Regions from separate parts of the Homo sapiens genome. Here region 2 is linked to region 1. Evidence: read pairs that join two places in POLR2A ChIA-PET (ENCODE). Cell type or tissue: HepG2. All regions are shown on one strand. Links, peaks and the distances in the headings refer to the core of each region. The heading gives the core; the rest is flanking DNA. Region 1 has its middle 18 kb from the start of DUSP1. Region 2 holds the start of LOC124901135 (a long non-coding RNA gene).

The links. Peaks named below come from ENCODE experiments on the same cell type or tissue, not always from the same donor. Only the 100,000 strongest peaks of a DNase experiment are listed, where the experiment ranks them.
Region 2: POLR2A ChIA-PET joins it to region 1 with 6 read pairs; 31 of 35 experiments call an interaction of 5 or more read pairs at or near these places.

The regions. Positions count from the first base shown.
Region 1 is chr5:172,786,277-172,791,647 of GRCh38, forward strand. No RefSeq gene overlaps it. Among named protein-coding and RNA genes, the nearest start is that of DUSP1, 18 kb to the left of the region's middle. RefSeq lists an enhancer at 1,422-1,923. In HepG2, for the core only: no CTCF peak of the experiment used is centred there; DNase peaks (open chromatin) are centred at 2,725, 3,005 and 3,557; H3K4me3 peaks cover 1,496 bases.
Region 2 is chr5:172,837,187-172,842,557 of GRCh38, forward strand. All of the region lies in intron 1 of ERGIC1 (endoplasmic reticulum-golgi intermediate compartment 1), which reads left to right. LOC124901135 (a long non-coding RNA gene) reads right to left here and starts at 3,684. Exons shown (of 2, transcript XR_007059054.1): 1 at 3,013-3,684; 2 at 164-387. In HepG2, for the core only: no CTCF peak of the experiment used is centred there; a DNase peak (open chromatin) is centred at 3,069.

The DNA of each region.
Region 1 (5,371 bases), core at 168-5,167:
CATGGCAAAAGTACAATATATTTAACCTAATGTGATTTTATCCTAGATATAAGAGAACCCTGGGCAAAAGGGAAAATAGCCCACTTAACGTGAACGAAGTGAGCAAACAACCTACTGTTTCCCTAAAAAGGGTTGGTGGAGAATAGAAAGTAAGAGAAAAATATAGGTAAACGAAAACTTTGGTTGGAGAAGCTGATGCATCTGGATGATAAAAACATGTTATATGAAAGAAACAGAGAGACAGGAAGAATGAATGAAGAGAAGGAAGGAGAGAGAGAGGAGGCCAGTGTAGGGGGACAGCATAAGTGAGGGGGAGAGAGGAGGAAAGAGTGCAGAAAGGTAGGGGACCAGACTTTGCAGGGCCTCTCAGGCCATCAAAAGGATGGGGGGTTTCTCCCCTGAGTGAAGCAAGAACCCTGGACACAGTGGGCAGAGCAAGGACGGATGGATGTGTATGGTACCAGGACAGTGGGACACACTTCATTTGGGAGGGTGAGGAGGAGATAGGTTCACAGGAAAGTCCTCAGCACAGTGACACACAGTAAGCACCAAGCCCACCACTTATATCATGAGCCCTATTCTATCCCCCAATACCTGCAGGCCCAGAGAGGTAAAGCGCCTGCCCAAGGTCACAGCCACAGAAGCACACAGACACACACAGAGACATTTGTCTAGAGGACCGTGGGGAGCCGGGCTAAGCGAGCGGGAAGTCCAGAGGCAGGTTGGCTGCTGGGCAGGAAAGGGCAGAGAGTACATGGTTACCGTGCCGCCGTTGGCCTCTAAATCTGTTCCTTACCTAGGGGATGGGGGAGTAGCAGTGACATCTCCTACATGAGTCATTTAGGTGGTGCACACACACACACAAAGAAACAAACACACACAGACACACAGAGAGACATAGACACACAGAGGCACACACAGACACACAGAGAGACATACAGAGACACACATACATACACACAAACACACACACACACAGATACACAGACATCTGGAGACACACAGAGACACACAGATACACAGAGAGACCTCTAGAGACACACAGACATACAGAGACACACACATACATACACAGAGACACACAGTTATACAGACACACAGAAAGAGACACACAGACACACACAGACACACACATTCATACACACACACAGAAACACACACGTAAACACACATAATACATTAGTAAACTGAACTGCCAAATTGTCAAAATAACAAATTCCAGAATGAGCTAAGCGTTGATGAAATTCTTCCTGTAGAAATGAACAGAAGAGGTGACACCAGGGCTAACCTACTCAGGAATGACCTGGGTAAGCTCTTCCTAGGACAAGCTGTCACAATCTCCCCAAGGAGAAAGAGACACTATGCCATTATGGTTAAAATAAAGGGGTATTTCCTTGACTTCCCTCCCACCATTTTCCCAGGCAGAAAGCAGCACAGTGAGATTCAGATGCAAGCACACACTACTTTTCACCTTGTCAGGCCTCTGAGCCCAAGCTAAGCCATTATATCCCCTGTGACCTGCACGTATACATCCAGATGGCCCGAAGTAACTGAAGAATGACAAAAGAAGTGAAAATGGCCTGTTCCTGCCTTAACGGATGACATTACCTTGTGAAATTCCTTCTCCTGGCTCATCCTGGCTCAAAAGCTCCTCCACTGAGCACCTTGTGACCCCCACCCCTGCCCGCCAGAGAAAAACCCCCTTTGACTGTAATTTTCCTTTACCTACCCAAATCCTATAAAACGGCCCCACCCCTAACTCCCTTCACTGACTCTCTTTTCAGACTCAGCCCGCCTGCACCCAGGTGAAATAAACAGCCTTGTTGCTCACGCAAAGCCTGTTTGGTGGTCTCTTCACACGAACTCAAGTGAAACACCTCACATGCCACGTGGAGGGCCGGCTCCGACGCTAGCGGCCCGGAGAAGCCCAGAGCAATACTCCATCCCAGGCTCCTCACCTAGGACCTTTCGTGATTCCTGCCTCCTGAGCCCCACCTCCAGAACTTCTGATGTCACTCACCTGGGGTAGGCCTGGGCATGTGGAATTTAAACATCTTCACAAGGGTCCCAACATACAGTCTCAGGGCTGCAAACTACTGACTTAAAGGGTTATCTTTCATGCCCAGCATATATTATGGAGAGAAAATAGCAAGTCAAGGAATCTGCATGGTGGTTGGCAAATAGTAGGTGCTCAGCATATGTTCACTGGAGGGTTGAAGTATCCAGCATGGATTCCCTCCTATTATTAGACTTGCCCTTTTCCATGCTTATTTTCTAGCTTTGGCATTCTTTACTCCAAGCTTGTATGCTTTTTTTTTTTTTTTGAGACGTAGTTTCACTTTTGTTGTCCAGGCTGGTGTGCAGCCTGGACACTGCAGGCTCACTGCAACCTCCGCCTCCTGGGTTCAAACGATTCTCCTGCCTCAGCCTCCCGAGTAGCTGGGATTACAGGCATGCTCCACCATGCCCAGCTAATTTCGTATTTTTAGTAGAGACAGGGTTTCTCCATGTTGGTCAGGCTGGTCTCGAACACCCGACCTCAGGTGATCTCTCCGCCTCGGCCTCCCGAAGTGCTGGGATTACAGGCGTGAGCCACTGCGCCTGGCCGCTTGTATGCTTTTTAAAATCAATAATAATGGAGATGATTTGCCAGCTGTTCAAGGACCCACAGGTCAGTTTCTTTTGCTTCCTTTTACTTTCCCTATTCAAGGGACAGGAAACGCCCATAAATAGCCATGGAAAGGAAACGCCTCAGTGGGGGCTGAATCTGTGAGCTGAAGCCCACAGGGCTGAGCTGCTGAGCCCTCCAAAACCCCTTCAAAAGTCCCTAAGCTCGGCAGCCTGGATCCCGCCGTGGGTTGTGGTAACAGAAAAGCTGGGGAGGCCCTGTGGGATGGTGGCACTGGTGGGGGTTGGGGGTGGTCCTGGGTTCCCGAGTCAGCTAGCCTTGGAGCTCCACTAGATCACTAGATCAAGGTCGTGGAGACAAGTCATTCTAGTGACCTCACACTGACATAGCCACCAGGCCCCGCCTCTGGGTGTTTCAGAGAAAACTCCAGGCAGCGGTAGGAGAACGCTCCAAGGGCTGTGTTATCTAGGGTAAAAGCCACATGACACTCTGTGAGGGCCAGCTCAGGGTCCTTGGGCTGCTGATAGGGACACCAAGGCTAGGCTCAGGGTCCCTTGGTGCTGGTCCTAAGCCACACAAGCTCCTGAATTTTAGGACCCTGAAATTCATGGCATCCTGAGGCCCGGCTCCACTCTGGCACCGTCCTGGGACTCTGCCTCAGGCTCTCCTGGCTAGACACAGAGCAGAAGCCAGGTAACTCTACAGCCTAAGGAAGACCCCCAGGAAACCTGAAGCATGGGGAAGCGCTAGGAAATCCCTGCTCCAGCCCTAAGCCTGTTGGAGCAGGGTCCTAGCAACTGCTTCCCCAACCAGAAGCATAGCACCTGCCAGGCCAGGAACTTAAGAGAAATGAAGGCCTCCCCTAATCCCAGGGAGGCAATACTATTATTTCTCCTGTTTACAGACAAGAACCCTGGGGCTGAGAGCCATTTGGTCACGTGACCAGGGCCTTCCCTGCAGAATGGGCAGAGCCAAGTCCCCTGACCCCAAAGTGCAGGCCTCACAGTGCTTTCAGAGTGCCTGAATGGTGGAGGGGGCTGAGGGCTTTCTTCCCAGCCCTGGTCATCTCGCCCCAGGCCTCAGCTGTGGGCATCTACCCAGGAAGGCCAGGAGAGGCAGGCCTGAAGAAGAATCTGGAAGGAGGAGGTCCACCATGGGGCATCAAATACTTCATTTGTATGCTGAGCCAAGCTGGGCTGGAGGCCGGGGGCCCCTCGAGGGCAAGCCTCTGGGCCGGGAGCCAGGCTGACCTCTGCCCACTGAGGCCAGGATGAGTATGTCCTTTTCTGCCTCCCTCTTTCTTAGAAGTACTCTCAGCCCAGTACTTCCTGAGATTTCTGCTGCAGTGCCAAGCAGCCTGCTTAACCCCTCACCTCCCACTCCTTCCGAGGCGACTCAGAACCCAGAGGGGAAGGGTCAGAGGTGTACAGGTGCCCAGGGGTTCCAGGGAAAGAGAGCATGCATCCGGGACCCTGGAGGGCTCTGTTTCAGCTTCACCTCTTAGCCTATGCCTTAAATGGACCACTTCACCCCTCAGAGCCTCTTCAGCTTCAAATGGAGTTTGGCGATGACAACAGCCTGGTAAAGCATGCTTGCAGATGGAACGAAGACAGACCTAGATGGGACACCAAGCACCTTCTCTGGGCCAGGCACTGGCATTACTGATTGACGTGCATTTCCTATTCATTCCTTGCAATCACCCAGTGAGGTAGAAATTAGTATTTCTGCCATTTTTTCATTTTCATGGGACTAAAGCACAGAGAGGGAAGGTAATTGTCCAGGGTCACGCAGCTGGCAGGTGGTAGAGCGGGGGGTAGCTGAGTAGAGGCAAAAAGAAGTCTCATTTGGCCTCTGATGAGTATTCTCAGCACTTTAGGGGCTTCTGGTAGACTGTGGCTCATGCAGGGGTCAGGCCTGGCCCATTCACTGTGCATCCCAGCACCAACACCTAGCAGGATGCCTGGTGCAGAGTCGGTACTCTGAATGGCAAGAGAGCAGCAGTGCAGACATAGGAAGGAAATTCCCTGGGCTCTGGAGTGAGGACTCCCCTCCATCCCCCACCCCCACTGTTTGCCAGCTCTCTCACTTCTCCACTCTGTTACTGCTTGATTGCTTCTGCCTCTTGGAACCTCTGTCTCCTCATCTGTAAAATACAATCATAATAATAGTACCACAAAGGGGATTATGAAGGTTCAAGGGTAAGAGGTGCATATAAAGTCCCCTCACACCTGCGACGCTTGATAAATGGTACCTGCCATTACTAATTGGAAATGGGGAGCTGTCTGCAAAGGGACTTTGAAGAGCAGACCCAGTGTCTTGGGAGATGTTTTGCTGCTATTGAACTTCCTGAGTTCACAGACAGAAGGAGAACTTTCCCAGGTCAGGACGGAGGTGTGAGGGCCTCAGCTCAGAGGAGGGACTCAGGGATATTTGATATCACCTTGTGAGCCAGCATGTGATGGGGCCAACCAAGGATGTGAGACACAGCCTGAGACTCGGGTGGGGCCAGCCTGGGAGCAGGCTGCCTGCTCTGGCCCAGAAGAACCCGCTGAGGGCTGCCAGCTGGATTCTCAGACCAGAGCCTAAGGCTGATGCCAGCCAGGTCGGGGGCCTCAGGCGGGTCCTACCCCCACTGCCTTGGCCAGCTCAAAGAGCCTGCCAGGACCACCCCCACCCACACCCAGCTTCTTCATTCTGATAGGGAAAAGCAAGGCCCAGTGAGGGGCAGGGACTGGCCAAGGT
Region 2 (5,371 bases), core at 278-5,277, 51 kb after region 1:
CCCTACGGATACTTCTGATTTTCTTACTGCCTGTAGAGCCTGGTGCAACTGAGTTCTGTGTTTTCCTGTCTGTGAAATGGGAATGAGGAGAGTACTCACCGAAGTAGAACAGTTGAGGGATGAGGCAGTGCGGAAAGCATTTAGACACAGAGTAAGCGCCTCATCCATTTTGGCCGCCATATTTATTTGTGTCATTTTATTTAAGCACCCATCATCTCCTAACACATTATATAATTCACTTAATTATCATGCTGCTTCTCTCTCCCTCCCATTAGTACATGAGCTCCTGAGGGCAAGAAGTTTTTATCAGGCTTCTTCAAGGTTGCATCTCCAGCACCTAGAACTGTGCTTGAGCCAAACTCGATCCTTGGAGATGCCTCTTGAAATCTGTCAAGGAAGCCATAGACATGACGTGACTTGATATGCCAGCTTCAGTGGGCAGATTTTCAGCCATTAGTGGAGAAATCTCCCCTCTCCACCCTTGAATCTGCCGTTCCTAGGTTGTTTTTGGGGTTAAGGAAGGAGGCAGAACGCAGGGGAGGGAGGCTGAGCTTTCAATGATTTATTGTGTTTGCTTTGCTCTTGTTAAATTGTTTCACTAATGGCTGGCTGTTGCAGTTGTGGAACTAGCCTTGTGACCCACATCCGTGTGTGTTGTTTCGAGTTCCGGCTGGCCTGGGGCCAGTAGCACCTGCTGCCTTCTGCACACCAGCCCAGGGTGGGTGAGGAGGGAAGATAACAGCATCCGGAAGCCCTGTGCCCAGGCCCAGTGGTGCCTGAGCACTGCCTTCCGGGAGGTGCAGGTGGCTGCTGTCCCACAGTGACAGCCCCCATGTTGAAAACCCAAGGCCTCGGGGGTGCCGCTGCACTGGCACTGACCAGATGTGCTCTGGGACCATTGACTTCCCCTCTCGGAGCCTCCATTTCTTCATTTTAAGGAGGGGATGTAAACTTCGCTGCCTCACCTGGTAGAGTAGATGTAGGGGCAAGTGTGATCAATGCACACTTGCAGGATCAATGTGCAATGCAACTTGCAATGCAGGATGAGGCCCATAATTTGTGGGGCCCAGTGCAAAATGAAAATGTGGAGTCCCTTGTTGAAAAAGTATTAAGAATTTCAGGACGGCAGCAGCAGCGCATTCAGCCAAGCATGGACCCCCCTCTGAGTGTGTGACCCTGTGTGCCTGCACAGGTCATGCGGCCCTGATGGGGCTGGCCCTGCTGCAGGGCCTTGGTTTGGCCTCTACCATTTTTCACTCTGGCCTTCTGAGTGGTCTTTCTCCCTCCAGGATACCCCAGACCTCCTCAGGACTCCCTAGTGAGCTTTCCAAAGTTGATCTGATATTTTCATGTCCTGATTTCAACCTTCAAATGGGTCTCATTGCTCTAAGGATCCAGTGTGAATTCCTTTTTAAAAAAAAATTATATAGAGATGGGGTCTTGCTATGTTGGCCAGGTTGTTCTTGAACTCCTGGCCTCAAGTCATCCTCCTTCCTTGGCCTCCCAAAGTGCTAAGATCACAGGCATGAGCCACTGCACCTGGCCCAGTCTTAATTCCTTAGGCCCCAATAGGGAATGGGACCCTGGTAGCCCCATCAGTTCCTACACCAAGCTAAGCCTCAGCCACCACAGGGACCTCTGAGCACAGAGTTAACATTCAGCAGAGAGTAGCTAACATGAATGCCTGTATTTCTACCCTGCTGTTTCTTCCAGAAAGAATTCCAAGGAAGCTGACAAGAACATATACTTTACAGCAAGTTTTAAAAAATATAAAATGAGCGCTGTGGCTCATGCCTGTAATCCCAGCACTTTGGGAGGCTGAGGTGGGCGGATTACCTGAGGTCAGGAGTTTGAGACCAGCCTGGCCAACATGGTGAAACCCCGTCTCTAATAAAAATACAAAAATCAGCCGGGCTTGATGGTACATACCTGTAATCCCAGCTCCTCGGGAGGCTGAGGCAGGAGAATTGCTTGAGCCCGGGAGACGGAGGTTGCAGTGAACTGAGATCTTGCCACTGTACTCCAGCCTGGCCAACAGAGCGAGACTCTGTCTCAAAAAAAAAAAAAAAAAAAAGTATATATATATGGGCCAGGTGTGGTAGCTCACACCTGTAATCCCAGTACTTTGGGAGGCCAAAGTGGGAGGATTGCTTGAGGATTGCAGGAGTTCAAGACCAAGCTGGTCAACATAGCAAGACCCCAGACCCCATCTCTATGGGGAAAAAAAAATGGCCAGGTGTGGTGATGTGCGTCTGTGGTCCCAGCTTCTTGGGAGGCTGAGGTGGAAGGATCTCTTGAGCCCAGGAGGTGGAGGCTTCAGTGAGCCATGTTCATGCCATTGCATTCCACACTGGGTAACAGAGCAAGACCCTATCTCAAAACACACACACACATACACACACACACACATACACACACATACACATACACATATAGCCTTAAAAATCAGGGCAAAAAGAAAATAAAAATTAGACCAGAGAGAAAATTATGTGAAAAGGCCAGTATTTCGGGTTTATTGAACATTTGCTAGTGCCAGGCACTGTTGTAAGGATCTTACTGTATCAGCCCCTTTAATTCTCCACAGTCCTACAAGGGAGGTGCTGTTGTTACCCCACTTTACAGGTGAGCCAGTGGAGGTGCCACAGAGTTCGGAAACACGGTCGTTCCCGTTCCTGGAGCTGGGATTGGAACACTGCCATTTGGCACCAGAGCTCCACTGTGTCCTGTAGGCTCATCTCTAAAGCTTTCTCTTTTCCATTCACTAAATTCAGAGAGAACTGAGAACTCTTCTAATTGGATTCATTGGGTTTCTCTTCACTAATCCTCACCCAACAGTGCTCATTAAGAAGCTTAAAGCCATCAACTTTTTTCCCCCTAGCCTCATGTAGCGTGATACCTGATTCTGAAATGGTCTTTAAAGACCCTCACACCAGCTAATGGCATCACCCTCGAGGGGCTCAGTTTTCCCACGCTGACCAGTGGGGGTTTTCCAGCTTAGAGCATCATGTTTACCTGCTCGCGGGGACATGGAATGAGATGGAATGTCCTCTCCTCCCAAGGCCGTTTGGATTCCTGACTGTGGTGCTGTAGTAGCAGGAGACAGGGCTTTAGCCAGCTGTGTCCTGGTTAAGTTACATTCCCCATCTGGTAATCCTTTCGTATTTTATTTGGAGTTACTCCTAGCCAGTTTTTGTCAGGCGTGGGAGAGACAGGCAGGGTGTGAAGAGGGTATTTGGGGTGAGGCTTACCCGGTACATCTAAATCAGTGAGCCTCAACCCTGGCTGTATATTAAAGTCTCTCATGTGATTCTAATGCACAGCCAAGACGGAGGAGAAGTGCTCTGAATTGGGAGAAGCAATAGCAAGCAGGGCTGAGAGCAGCAGGGGAGCCAGGTCGGGTGGCGGTGGAGAGCCTTGCCTCGGGAGGCTGGGGCGTGGAGTTCCCGTCCCACCCATCACTCCTGCATGACCTTCGGCAACTCTGTTACCCCACCAGTGAAGTGGACAGTAAGGGGCCGTAACTTTCTACTAATAACCTTGCTCTTCAAAGTGCAGTCCCAGATGCCAGCTTCAGCAGCACCTTGGAGCTTGTTGGAAGTGGAGAATCTCAGTGCCCACCTGGAATCTGAATTTGTATTTTAACAAGATCCCCAGGTGATTCATGTATTCATTAAAATGTATAAAGCCCTGGTCTGTATGATTGATTTGACTCAGTGTCCTCCAGTCTGTGTCCCTCCATGCCGCACTGGCTGCCTCACTGAGGACTCTGAAGAGTCCGGCACTGAGCGAACCAGAGTTATTTGGTTCAGCCCAACATTTGCCACATGTATAGTCTCAGATGCCCTGTTGTTTATGGAGCAGCTAGTGCCATTTCTCAAAACACAGTTTGGGAAACACAGCCCTAATTGATCCTTTAAGGAAGTGGCAATTAGCCTAATTGTCTGTTGTCAGCTTTAACTTTTAGGTCTATTAACTTAATTACATTGATTGTATATGTGGGAAAAGTACAGGACAGGAAAAAAACCTCCAACGCTGGCTGTCTTTGTTTAAAAAAAATCTTGACCCACGGGAGAGGCAGGGTGAACTCAGGGTTCTCCATACAGCCAAGAGCCAGGGGACATGTGGGGTCCTTTACAGATACCTCTTCTCCCTCTGAGTGGGCATGATCCTTCCTGTTTTATGTCCAGGGAAACCGACCCTCAGAAATGCTGGGAAACAGCTGGTGCCTCTGACAGCGTAATCCTCATGCCCTTGACAATTAGCCTTCCTCCTGGCACCTGCCAGGCAGCACAGCTACACAGGAAGGCAGATCCGCTTGAAATGGACAAACCATTCTGTTTCTCCAAAAGGTGGAAACCCTATTCGAGATGAGAGGCCTGGCTGTAATTACAGTTAGTAAAGTCAGAGGACCCGGATGTCCCTGATGTACTGGGGACTGGCGTTGTGATAGCCCCTCCATGCATTAGCTTTCCTTTCTCAGATTCTGGTCTGGGTCTTGAATATCTTTGGAGGAGGAGAAGTAATGCTCATCTTATTAGCAATACCTCACGGCCCTTCAGCTTGTAATGTCTTGAGCACTGGGCTAGGCATGTCATTGGACTTATAAAATCACACTGGCCTTACAGACAGATACAATGATTCATGATTTATTTTCTTTGTTTTATTTTTAAAGTTAGCATATGATAAAATTAATGTGTGTTTGTGCACTCTTCTATGAAAGTTAAGGCTTGTTTATCATGTAATCACCACCATCCAGATACAGGACAGCTCCATCTCTATCACCCCTCACATCTCATGCTGTCACTTTATAGTCATACTATTAATTTGGTTATTTTTTGTGTGGTAAGAATACCTAACATCAGAGCACCCTCTTTTTTGAGACGGAGATTCCTTCTTGTTGCTCAGGCTGGAGTGCAATGGCGCAATCTCGGCTCACTGCAACCTCCACTTCCCAGGTTCAAGCAATTCTGCCTCAGCCTCCCAAGTAGCTGGGATTACAGGCATGCACCATCAAGCCCAGCTAATTTTGTATTTTTAGTGGAGATGGGGTTTCACCATATTTGCCTATTTTAGATACTTCATGTAAGTGGAATCATGCAGTCTTCATTCTGTGTCTGCCTTATTTCACATAACGTAATGTCCACCAGTTTCATCAATGGTGTCACAAATGACAGAATTTCCTTTTTTAAGGCTGAGTAATATTTCAAGGTGTATATATACCAATATTTACCCATTAATAGACATTTAGGTTGTTTCCACATCTTGGCAGTTATGAATAATGCTGCAGTGAGCATGGGAGTGCAGATGTCTCTGAGATCCTGATTTCAATTCTTTTGGATAAATACCCCAAAGTGGGACCGCTGGATCCTAT